2 separate regions of the Homo sapiens genome follow, and region 2 is linked to region 1. Evidence: read pairs that join two places in POLR2A ChIA-PET (ENCODE). Cell type or tissue: GM12878. All regions are shown on one strand. Links, peaks and the distances in the headings refer to the core of each region. The heading gives the core; the rest is flanking DNA. Region 1 overlaps LINC01269 (long intergenic non-protein coding RNA 1269). Region 2 overlaps TTC9 (tetratricopeptide repeat domain 9).

Region 1 (5,379 bases), core at 62-5,061:
TAGAAAGAACAGAATCAACTCAATCACACCAGCCTGTCATCTAGGGTGCCTGCAATGGGGCTGAGCAAGGACTTGGGAACTAGTTCTGAGTTTGAATCTCAGCTCCCAGCACCATAATTAAGGGTGTTTTCTAATTTCAGCGCCCATGGCTCCTCCCTGCACTCCTGTTTCAGAGCACTCGCCTCCAGGCTCTCCTTTGCTTGCCTCGGGGCCTTTCCACGCACGCTTACTTTTCTCTGGAATGCTCTTCCCTGTGAGAGCCACAAGCCTACCCCCTTCCCTTCTTCAGACCCTTGCTCAATGCCATTGTAGCGGCGTCATTTGTCTGGGGTAATATGCGAGCTTTGTTGTCTCACACCAGGGAAATCAAGGACGCAGATGCACAAGAAGTGAGTTTAAGAGCAGACATTTAATAGGCGAAGAAAGAAAAGAGAATAGTTCTCTCTCCTACAGAGAGAGAAAGAAGGACTCCTGAGTGGGTTTTCTGGTTCTGTGGTGAAATGCATGGAGTTTTATAGGCGAGCTTGAGGAGGTGGTGTCTGATTTACATAGGGCCTGCGAGATTGGTAGGACCAGGTGCACTATTCGCATAGCGCACAAAGAAGCTGGCCATCCCACCCTAATCTTTTATTATACAGATGGAGTCTCTACCTGGCTGGCATGGGTTGCCTGCCTTTCTACTTCACATGTGGTTACAAAGAAAAGGGAAGAGGGAACCTCCCATGTTGAACACACCTGGCCCCCAGGTAGCCTTTTCCTATAGGCACAGCTGCCGGCATTTACCTATGCAAGCTTCCAGCTTGCTTATTTATGTCTGCAGATTGATTTTACAGGTGGCTCTTTGTTAGAAAAGAAATGATTTGGGGCCTGCTTTTTGTTAAAAGGGAAGCCTGACTGAGGACTCTCTTACCCTCATCAACTGCCTAAATAATTTCTTTTTAGCTTCTTTATCACCATCATGTGGAGGCTTTCCATGACCACTCTCTCTAAAACTGCAACCCTCCCCTCCCTCTCTCCATCATCTCCCTTGTTTTATGTCTCTCAATGACACTTATCTCCCTCTGGCATTTCATATAATTCACTTGTACTTTTTGTTGATTGTCTGTCTGCCCCAACTACAATGAAAGCTCCATGAGGGCAGGGATTTTTGTTGCCTTTATTCATTGCCATATCCCCAGAGTCCAGAATGGAATCCAGCCCCTTGGTAGGAGCTTAACAAATATAAATGAATACATAAATTTGAGCAAGTAACTTACCAAGCTCATGTCCTGTCTCTCTTAAAAGGATGGCATGAGAATTAAATACAATATCATTGCTATAGGGAAAAATAATGGCCAACATATATTGAGTGCTTATTCAGTGCCAGCTTTTAAATGTGCTAAGTGCTTTACATAAATCACCTTATTTAGTCCCCACAAAAATCCTATGAGGCGAGTATTCTTTTAACCTTCATTTTACAGGTGAGGAAACTGAGGCTTAGAAAAGTTGGGTCACCTATTCAAGGTCACGCAAAATTCAGACCCATATTTGTATGAGCTCAGAACCAGTACTATTTTTTTTTCTTTATTATTTTAAGTTTTGGGGTACATGTGCAAGATGTGCAGGTTTGTTACATAGGTAAACGTGTGCCATGGTGGTTTGCTGCATCTATCAACCCATCACCTAGGTACTAAGCCCCGCATGCATTAGCTATTCATCCTGATGGTCTCCTTCCCCCACTGCCCCCAACAGGCCCCAGTGTGTGTTGCAGAACCAGTACTATTGACCCCAACAATGTATGGCCATGGCCTTGTGTGTAACCATAGCTTGACTAGTGCTAATTCTCTTCTCCAAAGCACATAGCGCAGCAGACCTGCACTGTCTGTCTGGCCTCTTCTTTTGGGAGCCTGTTCCTTCTGCTGATACCTGACATCTTGGAAGCATCCGCTGGTCTCAGGAGGCAGTGTGGTGTGGCAATGAGATGGCAAGTTTATTAACTGGGTGACCTAGGTTCTAACACCTCCTTTGCCCCCAGATTACTGTGTGATCTTGGGCAATTGCTTCCCCTCCGTGGGCCGGGTTCTGATGGTATAATGAGCACTGAGGTCCCTCCCAGCTTGAACAGTGCTGGGACTATTGGAGGACTCCACAGGGGTGTGTGGTTTGTGACTCATCTCAGAGGATCCTGCCCCCCCAGCTGTGGCCTTGGCCCAGATCTGCTCATGAATGTAGAGTCTCCTGCTTTGATGATTGCTGGGCTTTCCCTCCCACACCTCTTGAGCTTGAATTTCAGGTTGCTGGATTTGAGTGGGAGGTTGGAGGAAGTAACCATCTAGTGATTTTCTAATCCCTTCTCTAGGGGAAAGCCCAAGAGAAAGAAAAGGAAGGCATGAGAATCATTCCCACCCAACATGGCACAGAGTCATTGCAGGAAATACAGTTCTCTCTGGGGAGCCCAGCACCCTGCAAACCTCAGGGACTGCTATAGCAAAGGACATCTGCCCAACAGCCTCTTTCCCATTCCCCAGACCTGCCTTCTGCCAAAAGCGTCCCAAGGATCCCCTTCTTCACTGACCCTAAAACTGTCTCATTTGAATTTCAAGTTCTTTTGTTGTTGTTGTTTGTTTGAGACAGGGTCTCACTCTGTCACCCGGGCTGGAGTGGCATAATCACAGCTCACTGAAGCCTCGACCTCCCAGGCTCAATTGATCTCCCCACTTCAGCCTCCTGAGTAGTTGGGACTACAGGTACACGCCACCACCCCCGGCTAATTTTGGTATTTTTTTGTAGAGAAGGGGTTTCGACATGTTGCCCAGGCTGGTCTCAAACTTCTGGGCTCAAATAAGGTGCACACCTCGGCCTCCCAAAGTGGTGGGACTACAGGTATGAGCCACCATGCCAGACCGAGTTTCAGGTTCTAAACTGAGAAATCATTTTTTTCTCCTTGTGAAATGGAGGATGAATAAGCCAAGCTAGGCAATGGCTTGAGTTGTTTTCCTCAATTCATTTATTCATTCATCCATTCATTCAACATTTATGTGCTAGAATCTTTGCCAGAAACTAAAAGAGGAAATTAATTGGGTCCTGGCAAACTTAAATTGGGTAATTGGTAATTTGAGGAGAATTTAATAAAGAGACTATTTTCAAAGGGGAGGGCAGAGTGCAGGAAAACAAGGGGTAGTGCTGTCTCTTGGAGCCAGTAACATCAGGAAGATATTATCAAGCCTAGGCTGAAGGGATAAAGGGAGAGACAATTCCCAGAATCCAGAAGTAATGAGTCAGATGGAGAGGGCCACTGGGCAGAAGCTGTGCTTTGGTTGAAGGGCTCATCTAGCTGGTGAAATGATGACCTTGACCTTGACTTCACCCTCTTCTCTGCAGTGGCTGAATTCCATTTATGTATTTACTGCAGGTCAGCCTCCTGGGGCTCACAGGAGGGCAGAGAAGGGCAGGGAGGGGATATGGAAGAAAAAACAGATGACTTGTAGCACAGAAACCAGACAGTTTCTGTCCCCAAGGAGCCTGCATACAGTGGGGGAGCAGCAGTGCAAAGCTGAATGAATGCTTTAATAAATATATGAACAAAGTATAAGAGGAGCACAGGTGTTAGGAAATGAGCTGTCAGGAAGGGGTTAATGTGCCTGAAGGTGAGGGAGACAGTTGGTTCCAGGGAAGAAGATCCAGAGGAATTGGTTCTCAAGGGCTGATTAGGCTTCTTCAAGGAGGTAATGTCTAAACTGAGATTTGCAATATCAACAGAAATTAGCCAGGAGGCGTCCAAACATGGTGAAAAACGTGTAAAAGCTGGAGGTATAGAGTATAGAGCTCTTTGGGAAACTGTAAATGAAGAATAAAGAGTGTAAGGTGTGTAGGGGGTGGGCAGGAGATGAAGTGGAGTAGAGAAGAAGGACCCAGGGGTGAAGAATTATTTTGCCCGACTAAGGACTTCGAAAATGTGTCTAAGGCCAATGGCAAGTTTTTAAAAGGTTTTCATCAGAGGAGTGGTAGCATTGTGTTTATGTTTTAGAAAATCACTTTGATTGAGGGGAAAAGAGTGGGTTAAAGGCAGGTGGATTAGAAAGAATATTGTTTTTGTAATCTAAATGAGAGATGACAGCAGCCCAAAATAAACTGGTAGAAGAGGGGATGGAAAAAGGTATTAAGAAGTCAAACTGGATGGGATTTGGGGACTGAATATAGGAATTTAGGAAGACTTTAGTTCTGGGGAGATGGTGATATGGTTCACTGAGATGAGCTTAAGAGAAGGAACAATGTGTGTGTGTGTGTGTGTATGTGTGTGTGTATTGAGGAGGAGAGTGAATCATGGTGGAGAAGATGTAGGGGATTGACAAATTATCCAGTTTAGAGCATATTGAAGTGATGATACTAGGAGGATAACCAAATAGACCTGTTAGTGCTTTTTTTTTTGAGGTGGGGTCTCACTATGTTGCCCAGTCTGGAGACCAGTGACTATTGACAGGCATGATCATAGTGCACTGCAACCTTGACCTCCTAACCTCAAACAATCCTCCCTGCTCAGCCTCCTGAGAAGCTAGGATTATAGGTGCACACCACCATGGCTGGCTCTGTTAGTGCTTTGGACAAGCTGTTTAGAAGAGGTGTGAGTGGAAGCTATGGATTTGAGAACCATCAGATGCAAACGATGATTGCAGCAGTGGAGTCCATGAGATCACCGTGGAAAGAGCTTAGAGTGAGGAGAATAAGACTATAGAATGCTGACTTTTAAAGGATGGCCGGAGGTAGAGGAACTCAGGAGATGAAGGAGTGGCCTGAGAAGAAGGAAAAGAACTTAGAGAGAGTGGTCTTAACAGCCAAAGAGAATATTGAGTTCTAAGGGGAAGCAAGAGGAGGAGTAACATGTCAAAACATTGCTGAGTGGCCCTGTGCACAGGAGTTAGTTAACGGTATGATTAGCCTTTCTCTTTCTGAGTCTTTTAATCAGATAGATAAGAAGTATTTCCTGGGCATCTATAGTATGCTTATTATGGCTAAATTGTGTCCCCCCTACAAATTTATAGGTTGAAGTCAGAACCTCCTGTTCCGCAGAATGTGACTGTTTGGAGGTAGAATCTTTATCTATCTGCTTGGGCTGCCATAACACAATACCACAAACTGGGTGGCTTAAACACCAGAAGTGTATGTTTTTCTCAGTTCTGGAGACTGGAAGTCCCAGATCAAGGAGTAGCAGGGTCCGTTTCTGATGAAGGCTCTCTTCTTGGCTTGTAGATGACTGCCTTCTCTCTGCGTCCTCACATAGTGGATGGAGAGTGAGTGATGTGTCTTCTTTCTTTATTTTTATTTTTTAAGACAAGGTCTGGCTCTATCGCCCAGGCTGGAGTGCAGTGGCGCAATCTCAGCTTATTGCAACCTCTGCCTCCT
Region 2 (5,379 bases), core at 272-5,271, 60 kb after region 1:
TGTCTTTGCTACAGAGATGATATATACTCTGTGTTGCTTCAAAGAGTAGAATATTGATGGATTAAAAGAAATTTCAGTGAGACAAGTTTTATTATCTAAGGAAGAAACCCCTAAAGATGGAGGTGGTAGGGTGAATGGCTAAAACTGCAGGCTTTGGAATTACAGACCCAGTGGTTGAGAGATCCCAGTTTGCCATATACCACTATGTGACCATGGGCAAGTGATGTTAACTGTTCCAAGGTTGACTTTTCTGTCTCACAGAGTTGTACAGATCAAATGAAATTATATATACATAAGTTCATGTAAGGCGGGGATCTTGTCCTTCATATTAACTGCTATATACCCAGCCCCCAAGCCTGGAGTCTGGTGTATAATAAGTGCTCAATAAACGTTAATGGAATGATTGAATTTATTGGATCCCTAACAAGAGACAGATGCTGGGAAAAGCATTTTCATTCATTTCAAACACATTTGTGGAACATCTACTATGTGCTGGCCTCATCATGGTAATCCTTTCTGTCATTACTGATACCATTATTATTATAGTTGTTTTGGTGGTGGTGGTTGTCAAAAAGTTTGCTTCAGATGGTGGTGAATATCCCTATGATTGGAAATGCCTAGCTCATGTGGGATGACAAGCTGGTAGTATTGACAGGTGAATCCATGTACCTATATAGGGTTTGGGGTCATATCCAAATCCAAAATCAAAATTCTGATTTTACAGAAATCTTGAGCTTGTTAGTACCACTTCACACTTTTGCTGGGGATATGACATTGTACGTCTGTATAAGATAGTGAGCTTTACAGTGGTAATAAATAATTCCAAGGCCATATAAATACCACAGTTAGGCTAAACTCCTTTAATCCCTGCAGCATTATCTTTGTTTTTTTTAAGTCTGGTACCATTGTCCGAGCTAGACCTTAGAGTTGCTGCTCCGTGTCTGGGCCACACTAATCATCTGGGTGAAACGGAAAATTTTGTTCCAAATATGGACATCTGCCTTCCCAAAGGGGCTTAGGAAATCTCTAGTTGGTTGATTGAAACATTCAGTTTTCATCCTAGCTGTTTGGAGTAGGCACAGTCTGGTGGTGAAAGAGAACAGCTGTGAGGAGAGGATTTCCTTATAGTGAATCTGGAGGTCACCCACAACCAGTGAAAGCTCTGGGAGCTGCTTTTGGCTGCTCCACATCTTGGCCTTCCTGTCTGCTTTGCAGATGAATTTCCTTGCCTTGGAGGGGGCACTCCCATGTATTTTGGCTGTAGGGACTCTGATTTCAAGATGTCCTAAAGAGTTCCTGGCTAAAAGCCACCTGACTTATTTCCCTTGGAGGTGGACTAAGGAGCTTCCAAATCCACTTTAGGAACTCAGCCCAGTGTCTAAATTTGTAATGTTCTTCCCAGTACCTTCCTTGAAAGCATTCTGCAAGTTTCAATTCTCACTTTCTTCCTTGGAAGAAGGTATTACAAGCCCCATTTACTTGACCCTTAAGATTTATTGGTCAAGGTGCTACCTAAGGAACAGCCCCAGGTCAACAACAGCTTAGCCAGTCAAGCTCTCCCATCGGGATGGCAAGATCTTGGCTGAGCATCTTGACATGAGGCCTATATTCTTTTCCCTTCTTTTGACCAATCCTTACCCTAGGAATTCATCCTCTGATTGCAAGGTTACTGCTTGTCTCTAGCCCCTGACCTCCTTTTCACCACTGAGTTTTTAAATTTGTAACTCATCCATCTTTACACCAACATCTGTTGAATACCCTTTGTTCTTAGACTCTGCCTTAGAGTCTGTATCCAATTTTGTCCACCTCAGATGTATCCATCCAGCCATCTTCTGGTGTCCCATTGAGGGCTGGCTTCAAGGGTGGGCAACTTGTGCTGTTGCATAGAGCCCCACACTCAGAAGGAACCTGTACTTCATTTAATACTCTGCTATTGCCTTCTTGAAATTCTTAGTCACTTTATCTTTAAACTTGTGTTTTGTTTAAGTGAAGTCTGATGGGACAACACAGCATGAGCAGGGACAGAGGAGATGGGCACAATACCACTCTCTGCTGCCCCATTTGCATATAGCATTCACAATGCCCCAGGAGCAAAGAATTCTAGGAGCCCCATGATGCGTGAGAGTTCATCAAGACTTAATTATGCCCATAACTAAATGAATATGCTGCCAGTCCCAAAGGGCCATTCTTTCCATTCAAACTAGAAATGGCTTCAAACATGGACAAAAAAAAATGTTCTCAGAAACACAAATAATCTAGGAACCCTATCATATCCTTTCCTACCTATGTTGCTTTCCCATATTAGCCAACCACTCATGCTGAAAATGATGACACAGAAGGAAAGGGTAGGGTCACGTGTATTCCCTTTTCCTTTCCTGGCTCATCTGAAAGCCTGGTGGAAAGTGCACATATGAAGTATGCATATAAAGTACACATATAAAAAAGTGAAATAAAAATAGTTTAGTTTATTTGGTGCAGCATTTCCACTGTTCTAGTAAGAATAAATACATATGCATGTATGAGCTACAGAAGTATAAATTGTATAATTTTTATAATTCCTCATATAAGTAAAGTGTTCCTATAAGTTCATTTAAAACTGGCACCACACATCATAAAGAATAGTAAAATCTATGCTAATAATTAAATTTTAAAATTTTTTATTTGCAATGACATCAAATAGCAAATGCAAAACACCATGTCAAGTCAAGAGAAAGAGAGAACAAAAGAAAGAGAAAAGCTTTATCTTTCAGGATCTTTAGCGACACTTCCTCCCTGCCTTTTCAACAAAGAGTCCTACATTTCATTTCATGCTGGGCCCTGCAAATTATGTGGCTGGCTCTGATCCCATGGCTTTAAGACGTGTCCACAAGCACTGAAAAGCAAAGCTTGTTTCAAACCAGCACCATCCCAGGCATTTCCCAGTGTGACTTCCTTCTAGGCCTTGCCACATCCCTATCCCAAGGCTTCAATTGGGATCAATGGATATTAGCTGCCCCTTTGGTAAGATCAACAAAAATCTCCTAAACATAGCTCTGAGTAGATGGGAAAATGGAGGTAAAGTAAAATGGCAGGGGCTTATCCAAGGTCACAAGGTATCCCAGGGACAGAGGCACAAGCTCCTAGCCTTCAGGTCCAATGCCATGGTTTGTTGATTTCCATCTCTACTGCTGGCATTCGAGCCTTGAACATCATTTGAAAATACCAACAAAGTTATTGTGTGTTGTATCCCTTTGATCACACTTCTGCTAGGGCCACCACAGCCCCACAGGAACAGATGTAGGGCAAAAGACTCTGCCCTTCAAAGGGTTCTACACTGAACATTCCAAGGCCCCAGGGGAGTCCTGTGTCTTGTTCAATGTCAAGAAGAGTCCATCAACAGGCCAATACATGCTTCCTTTGTAGCCTCTGTAAAGATCAGATTCCTATGTCTCCCCAGGAAGGTCAGGATATCTTTTCTAATCATTGTATCAGGATCATTCAAAATTCCGTAGAAACAGAACGATCCCTACCTATTTCTTTGAATTTCCTGGAAAACAAGATACGCAAAAATTACACCCAGGGGCCCAGCACAACTGGCCAGATCTCTTCCAACCAAAAGGAAATCCCAGCCAGAAGAGACCACAACCTGGTGCCCTTTGCAAATTGCCTGCACACCCTTCATGCGTCCCCTCAAGTCATCCAAATAGGTTTTTAGACCGACATCTCTTAGCACATTCTAGCTGTCCTCTTGCTATTCTTTTGGAGGCTTCCATGTGGAGTACAAGGGTTCACTGAGCCTAGATGTATTCCAGAAGCCTCATAACCACCTCTTGTTTGGAGCAGCGATGCCCTTAGCAACACAGCTTAATTTTCCAGGTACTTCTGGGCTAGTAGTCCAACTTCCTCCTAAAACCCAGTCCTGTCTCTCTATGCACAGCTTTGTGTAGAAGGAGGATGGATCCTTGATTAAATATATTCAGACTCCCCCAGAACCTGGAGCTTGTTGGGCTACTCAGCTGGTGCTGCAGACCTGGTCGAAGGGTCAGTGGCCTTTCTTCCAGAATAAACCTCCAGTTGCTGGTCTCCTTCCTTTTAGCAGGCACACAGGGGAAAAGATATCTCATGGGCCATGCTGCACTGTTCTGGCTCTAACAGCAATACCAGTGATCATCTTTCCTTCCTTTCTAGCCAATGAGAAGTATAAATACACATGTAAAACTTTTCTGTTGCTATTTAAAATAATCTTCATGAAAATATTTTCATGAAATGTGAAAATGCTTCTGACATAAATAACTGGGATTAAAAGCAGGATACCTGATTGTATACACAGGAGGACCTCAGCTTTGTAAACTGTTTACATTTATTCACAGAAAAAAATACAGGAAGGAAATACACCACAGTGGGTTTCTAACTGGATTAGAGGTAATTGTGTATTTTCTTCTTTAAACGTTTTAGTGTTTTACAAAAGAAAATACATATTAGAGGCATTGATTATTTTGTAATCTGACAAGAAAGGATACTTTCCTATTAGCTGGGACTTCTGAAATAGTCATCACTGATTTTATACATAGCCCTGAAGGAAACAAACATAAGGCTTCCACTTCTCCCCAGAGTGACTTTTTTATTTTTTATTTTTTATTTTTTGAGACAGAGTCTCGTTCTGTCGCCCAGGCTGGAGTACAGTGGCACGATCTCGGCTCACTGCAAGCTCCGCCTCCCGGGTTTATGCCATTCTCCTGCCTCAGCCTCCCCAGTAACTGGGACTACAGGTGCCCGCCACCACACCCGGCTAATTTTTTGTATTTTTAGTAGAGACGGGGTTTCACCGTGTTAGCCAGGATGGTCTCGATCTCCTGACCTCGTGATCCGCCCGCCTCGGCCTCCCAAAGTGCTGGGATTACAGAAGTGAGCCACCGCACCCAGCCCCAGAGTGACTTTTAAGTTGAACCATCCTCCTAGCTGAATTTTGGCTTTGACAAAATTGCTTTGCTTATAATCACTCTTTTCGTTCTTTTGTGAGACTTGACATTTGGAAATAGCCCGTTAGAGCCTTGAATCAAAGTATTCTATTTCTTTCTCCTGGTTACCAGGCCTGAGATCTCCCAAAGGAATTTCCAAAGTGCAAGGCTTTGGAGCCCACCTGAAATTGGGCTCAAGTGAGACAGAGGCCCAGAGGATGCTGACTTTGTGCATCAAAGTATGATGACAAGAACATTGCCTTTGGAGAAGAATGGCTCCGGAGCCTTGAGCTTTTTCTCTGCAAAACTGATGATCATATTTCTTTTACATAGATTATAAAGATTTAAAGAGACAATGTATGGAGGATGCCTAACAGCACACACAATTAATTATTAATATAAGTGGTGAGCACTGGAGAAGGCAGCAGAGGGGGAATATCTG

Evidence for each region. Peaks named below come from ENCODE experiments on the same cell type or tissue, not always from the same donor. Only the 100,000 strongest peaks of a DNase experiment are listed, where the experiment ranks them.
Region 2: POLR2A ChIA-PET joins it to region 1 with 6 read pairs; 12 of 35 experiments call an interaction of 5 or more read pairs at or near these places.

Annotation. Positions count from the first base shown.
Region 1 is chr14:70,704,246-70,709,624 of GRCh38, reverse strand. All of the region lies in intron 3 of LINC01269 (long intergenic non-protein coding RNA 1269), which reads right to left. Among named protein-coding and RNA genes, the nearest start is that of LINC01269, 8.2 kb to the right of the region's middle. RefSeq lists an enhancer at 2,268-2,467. In GM12878, for the core only: no CTCF peak of the experiment used is centred there; a DNase peak (open chromatin) is centred at 2,274; H3K27ac peaks cover 1,736 bases.
Region 2 is chr14:70,644,356-70,649,734 of GRCh38, reverse strand. All of the region lies in intron 1 of TTC9 (tetratricopeptide repeat domain 9), which reads right to left. Among named protein-coding and RNA genes, the nearest start is that of TTC9, 5.1 kb to the right of the region's middle. In GM12878, for the core only: no CTCF peak of the experiment used is centred there; no DNase peak of the experiment used is centred there; H3K4me3 peaks cover 3,024 bases; H3K27ac peaks cover 893 bases.